Regions from separate parts of the Mus musculus genome. Here region 2 is linked to region 1. A link is a loop called in an ENCODE intact Hi-C map of the cell type or tissue named here. Cell type or tissue: heart. All regions are shown on one strand. Links, peaks and the distances in the headings refer to the core of each region. The heading gives the core; the rest is flanking DNA.

The links. A loop is a pair of places that touch in the nucleus more often than their neighbours do. Peaks named below come from ENCODE experiments on the same cell type or tissue, not always from the same donor. Only the 100,000 strongest peaks of a DNase experiment are listed, where the experiment ranks them.
Region 2: a loop joins it to region 1, with 6 times the contacts of the local background. A loop is called at or near these places in 8 of 42 quality-filtered maps.

The regions. Positions count from the first base shown.
Region 1 is chr13:14,605,229-14,608,142 of GRCm38, forward strand. No RefSeq gene overlaps it. Among named protein-coding and RNA genes, the nearest start is that of Mrpl32, 6.4 kb to the right of the region's middle. In heart, for the core only: a CTCF peak has its summit at 1,263 (motif pointing left); no DNase peak of the experiment used is centred there.
Region 2 is chr13:13,887,944-13,890,857 of GRCm38, forward strand. It overlaps the pseudogene Gm7446. Among named protein-coding and RNA genes, the nearest start is that of B3galnt2, 65 kb to the right of the region's middle. In heart, for the core only: a CTCF peak has its summit at 1,671 (motif pointing right); a DNase peak (open chromatin) is centred at 1,728; H3K4me3 peaks cover 637 bases; H3K27ac peaks cover 357 bases.

The DNA.
Region 1 (2,914 bases), core at 317-2,816:
AGCCATCAAAGTTGCCTTTATCATGGAAAATAGTGAATCCGAAACAATATTGCATTTCTGGAGGGATTCTAGAAGTTAGTACCACCATTAAAAACTCGAAAGATTCAGGAGTAGTGTTTTCCATTATACCTCTTCTTGACCTGTGCAGATCAATGAATTATGGAAAATGGCAGTGACTGTTGAAAATTAACTACTCTGTGAACTGAGCAACTACCTCCCCGCCTATCCCCTAGTGAGAGACAGCTGTTGTGAGGCCAGTCTGACTGGTGAGGCACACAACCTCCAGGACCAAGTAAGAATCAAGTTCTCAGCTCTCAGGTTGATTCTGCTGTTGTCACTGCATAGCCCTGGCTGGTCTGCAACTTGCTGTAGGCTGACCTCAGACTTACATAAGTCTGCATTCTTGTTTCCCATGTGCTGGGATTAAAGGCATGCATTTCCATTCCCCACTTAAAACACGAAGTGTTCAGTATTGGTATATGTGCATGGGTGGGGTCATTTAAGAAATTCAGTCTATTTTTAAACTTTAATTTTTAAATTGTGTCAGTCTTTACTGTGTCAATATAACATTAAATTTGCAGGGAGGAATCTATCTTTCATGTATCCATCATCTAAATTTGATACCTAAGCACATCTCTCTTCCATTTGTGCTTAAACTTGTATTTTCCCTAATTCTTTATTTTGTTTTGAGGTAGCATTTCTCTCTATGTAGTCCTGGCTATCCTGAGTCTTACTTTATACATCAGGCTGGCTTCCAGCTCGCAGACATCCCTCTGCCTCTGTCTCCTGAATGCTGAGACTAAAGGTGTAGACTGACATGCTTGGCTTTATTTTCCCTGATTTTTAGTGATCTTAAGACTTTTGCTGCAGCTAGCATCATACTAAAATTCTTTTCTGTGTTTCACTCAAGAACTTGCCTTCATTTCATCTTATTACTAATTTATTTATTTAGATCACACATGTGTATTTTCTAAGTCACATGTGTGGGTGTCAGAGAGTTTCTGAACTTGGGCTTACAGTTTATTATGACTCAAGAAGCTTGGTTCAGCAACCCATTCTTGAAAAATAAACTAAAACAGCCAAATTAAGAGTAAAATGAATAGAGATTTATTCAATGTGGGATTATTCATATTGGGAAGAAGGCCCAAGAGATTCAGGGAGACTCTCCAGTCCATCTGCAGGGTAAATAGAGGGTCAGGGATGGATTTTTAGCAGTCTCAATCAAGTTGTGGCCTGCCATCTGGAGGTCATACTTAATCTGCAAGGCAGTCTGTTAACAACTTGTTAGCATCGTGGGAAATTTCTTTTCTTTCTTTCTTTTTTTTTTTTTTATCATTTTGTGAAGTCAGTAACTTATCATTCAAGAATGTTATGGAAATTGTATACATAAAAGAAAATCCTGTGCTTCAGCCAATTAATACATTTATACTTTTTCCCCCATTTTTAAATTAGGTATTTAGCTCTTTTACATTTCCAATGCTATACCAAAAGTCCCCCATACCCACCCACCCCCACTCCCCTATCCACCCACTCCCCCTTTGTGGCCCTGGTGTTCCCCTGTACTGGGGCATATAAAGTTTGCAAGTCCAATGGGCCTCTCTTTCCAGTGATGGCCGACTAGGCCATCTTTTGATACATATGCAGCTAGAGTCAAGAGCTCTGGGGTACTGGTTAGTTCATAATGTTGTTCCACCTATAGGGTTGCAGATCCCTTTAGCTCCTTGGGTACTTTCTCTAGCTCCTCCATTGGGAGCCCTGTGATCCATCCATTAGCTGACTGTGAGCATCCACTTCTGTGTTTGCTAGGCCCCCGCATAGTCTCACAAGAGACAGCTATATCAGGGTCCTTTCGATAAAATCTTGCTAGTGTATGCAATGGTGTCAGCGTTTGGATGCTGATTATGGGGTGGATCCCTGGATATGGCAGGAAATTTCTTTTCTGGAAGACAAGACTGGCATTAAGTTTCAGAGTTTCTTCTCCCAAGAAATCACTAGGAGAAACTTCAATTTCTTGGTGTCTGTTGTCCTAAAAGTCTGGCAGCTAAACTGTCTTTAGGCTATTTTTTGTTTCTGCCAGGTCAGTAATAAGAACGTCTGAGAGATGGCTCTTTCCTTCCACCATGTGCTTCTCTGAGACCGAACTCGGATTCCCTCCCTGAGCCATCTGGCCTGACCCGAGAACCTAGTTTTCCTTGAGTGTAGACCCCTAGAGGAAAGGGAGCCCCCTAGCCTGCTGGCAGCAGCACTGGGCTGACTCCCACTGCCTTACATTCGCACCTTCTGGACTCGGCACCACAAAACAATCACCAAACCTAGCTTGTCCTGTTTCTGAAACGTGGCAATATCTGTTTATTCTCTCTATATCCTTGGCCGTCACCATCATGGTCTGTACATCACTTGTACAGGTAACAGCCAGACCCACAGTCTGTCTCTTTTAAGTACTTTCTTGGCCCACTCCAGTGCACTCTCTTCACCTCACCCTTCCTGTCTAAATTAAGTGCCTCTTTGGAGACAGGATAGAGTCAAGGTATTGCTCAATGCTGTGCTTAAGAAAAGCATTGTAATGAGTAGAGTTTTGCTGAAGTAAATTGACTGTTTACACAGTGGTGAAGTAGGGTACAGATTTAGCTGGCAGGGGTGGGTGTGACTAGCAAGGGAAGATGTGGGTGTGACTAGCAGTACTTTAAATGTTCTAATCTCAAAATATTAGGCTACCAGAGAAGCAAAAGTCTCTAAAGAGACTGGAAATGTTGAGTCTATGATGTGTTGAAGGTTTAAGTGATATTTTATTATACAACTTGTATTATTTGTATTTTTGAGCCTAGAGACAAAAGGAAAATTAGACTTGTAGGCACAGACATAAAAGTTATCACCAAGTTTAAGATATGGAAAATATAGGATGACACAGGGGAGA
Region 2 (2,914 bases), core at 158-2,657, 720 kb before region 1:
TTGAAGATGTTTGCTGGTCCTTTGAGTTGAAAATCTTCATTCTCATCCACTCCTATTATCCGTAGGTTTGGTCTTCTCATTGTGTCCTGGATTTCCTGGATATTTTGAGTTAGGATCTTTTTGCATTTTCCATTTTCTTTGATTGTTGTGCCGATGTTCTCTATGGACTCTTCTGCACCTGAGATTCTCTCTTCCATCTCTTGTATTCTGTTGCTGATGCTCAAATCTATGGTTCCAGATTTCTTTCCTAGGGTTTCTATCTCCAGTGTTGCCTCACTTTGAGTTTTCTTTATTGTGTCTACTTCCCTTTTTAGGTCTAGTATGGTTTTGTTCATTTCCATCACCTGTTTGTATGTTTTTTCCTATTTTTCTGTAAGGACTTCTACCTGTTTGATTGTGTTTTTCTGTTTTTCTTTAAGGACTTGTAACTCTTTAGCAGTGTTCTCCTGTATTTCTTTAAGTGATTATTATTAAAGTCCTTCTTGATGTCCTCTACCATCATCATGAGATATGCTTTTAAATCTAGGTCTAGGTTTTCGGGTATGTTGGGGTGTCCTGGACTGGACGAAGTGGGAGTGCTGGGTTCTGATGATGGTGAGTGGTCTTGGTTCCTGTTAGTAAGATTCCTACGTTTACCTTTCGCCATCTGGTAATCTCTGGAGTTAGTAGTTATAGTTGACTCTGTTTAGAGATTGTTCTTCTGGTGATTCTGTTACCGTCTATCAGCAGACCTGGGAGACAGATTCTCTCCTCTGAGTTTCAGTGCTCAGAGCACTCTCTGCTGGCAAGCTCTCTTACAGGGAAGGTGCGCAGATATCTTGTTTTTGGACCTCCTCCTGGCCGAAGAAGAAGGCCCAAAACAGGGCCTTTCTCAGAAGCTGTGTTGCTTTGGCAGTTCCCAGAAGCTGTCAGCTTCCGTGGTGCAGACTCTCACCTGTGCAGACTAAATTCCTAAGGTCCAGGGAGGTCCGGAACCAAGATGGCGACTGCTGCTCCTGAGGCTGAGGCCGCCTCCCAAGCCAGGCGGACACCTGTCCTCTGGTCCGGAAGGTGGCCCGCCAAGGGTGATGCCTCAGCGGCTCTGTGGCTCTGTGCTTCCGCCTGTCCCAGAAGCTGTCCGGTTCTCTGGCGCACCCTCTCACCTGTTCAGACTAATTTCCTAAGTTCCACGGAGTCCCGTAACCAGGATGGTGACCGCTGCTGCTGAGGCTGAGGCCGCCTCCCCATATTTTCTTTTTAAAGTACCAGGTGATATTACTTCTTGGTGGGTTTTAAAATAATTAAATAATTTATCAGCCTGTCTCACTAGTCTTTTTGCCAGCCACTCTCTCATTAGGCTTGGTACTTATCTGCGTCTATAACCCACTCTTCTTCATCACCTTTCGGATCAGAGTTGCTTCGAAGCATCATAGATGTTTGACTTTAAGGAAGGCCAGTGCCTCCTGAGTAAGGGTTAGACTCCCCCCTGGCTTCTCTGTCTACTCTGTCCTCTACCCGCTCTTCCTCTTCACCTTTCGGATCAGAGTTGGCTTCGAGGGGTCATTTCAACTTCAAGACCAGAGCGTCTCAGATTAGGAGCATAGCTGAATTCTAACACCTGGTAAATGGCCCGTAATTTAAATCGTGGCCGCTAGGTGGTGCTAAGCAGCTGCTAAACACCTGCTAGCATATCTGAATTCTACTCCCCAGTAAATGGCCTGCAATTTAAATTACAGCCACTAGATGGTGCTAAGTGGCTGCTAAACTCCAGCTGGTTTCCGGCTGCCGACTTATGCCAACTGTCACAAAACTGTCGTGAATTGGGGTTAGTGACAGGCGGAAAGGAAATCCTTGAACTTGGGGAATAGGTTCTAGCAGCTTATTTGTATACATAGACACACACACACACACACACACACACACACACACACACACACACACACACACACGCTAAGGTTGGTTCCCATGGTTACCTGGGACCGCAGCGTGGTCTGGGGCAGTGGGCAGCAAGTGCTGCCCTGCTGGTGGCTAGGAAGCCAGGGAGCTGCGAGCATCATTGCTGCCTGGGTCCATGAGTTCCTTACAATGATTCATGAAATAATTTTTAAACTCATATAAAAACATCACTATACCTCTAAATTTATCAAGTTATCAAAGATAAGCAATTTTTCAAATAATAGTTGGAATTTCAAAAGTAGTTTGTTTGTTTTTTTTTTCATTGTGAAAAAGTCTTTATTTTAAGAAAAAAATTTAGTTAACAAAAAATTTAACAAGTTTCACTTAGCAAAATACACCCAAAAGGAAATCACAGTACAAAGAAAGCTTTAAGTCAAGGCCTCACCAATTCCTACAGTATTAGTATTGTTTCTCAATTCTCAAAACTAACTTTTAAAAAGCTTAAACTTAACCTAAAGATTTTAAATGAAAATATAAACTAGAATGAACATGAGAAATGCTTCTCTTTTGCATCAGGGATCTAGCACCTTTGGGTTCTCCAGAAAAGTACATATCCCCAGTGTGTTCACTGTGGTGTGCTTAAAGATCCACTCAACATACTTAAACTACTTAACTCAGATAACATCACTCTTAAGTATACTACCAAAAATGTTAATTGAGAAAAGCGGAAGAAAATAGTTTTAGTTTACTCAATATTACATGCTAGAAGAAAAGTTTGCATGAGAAACACTGAAGAGGTAATTTTTTAATCCAGATTTCACAAACTCATGGTGCAAAGTGGGTCCCCCAGCTTCCTCTAGAGTTATAAACTGCTCTTGACTGCTTATTGGCTGCCTGTGAAATTTTCTGATTGAAATAACTCAAATGTTCCTACAGTACTAATCATATCCACCCATGCTGTTCTGACCGCTGTAGCCGGCCCTGTAACAGCCACTCACTGACTGGCTCTCCAGGCCACTGTAAGTTGCCTGGGCAGCTG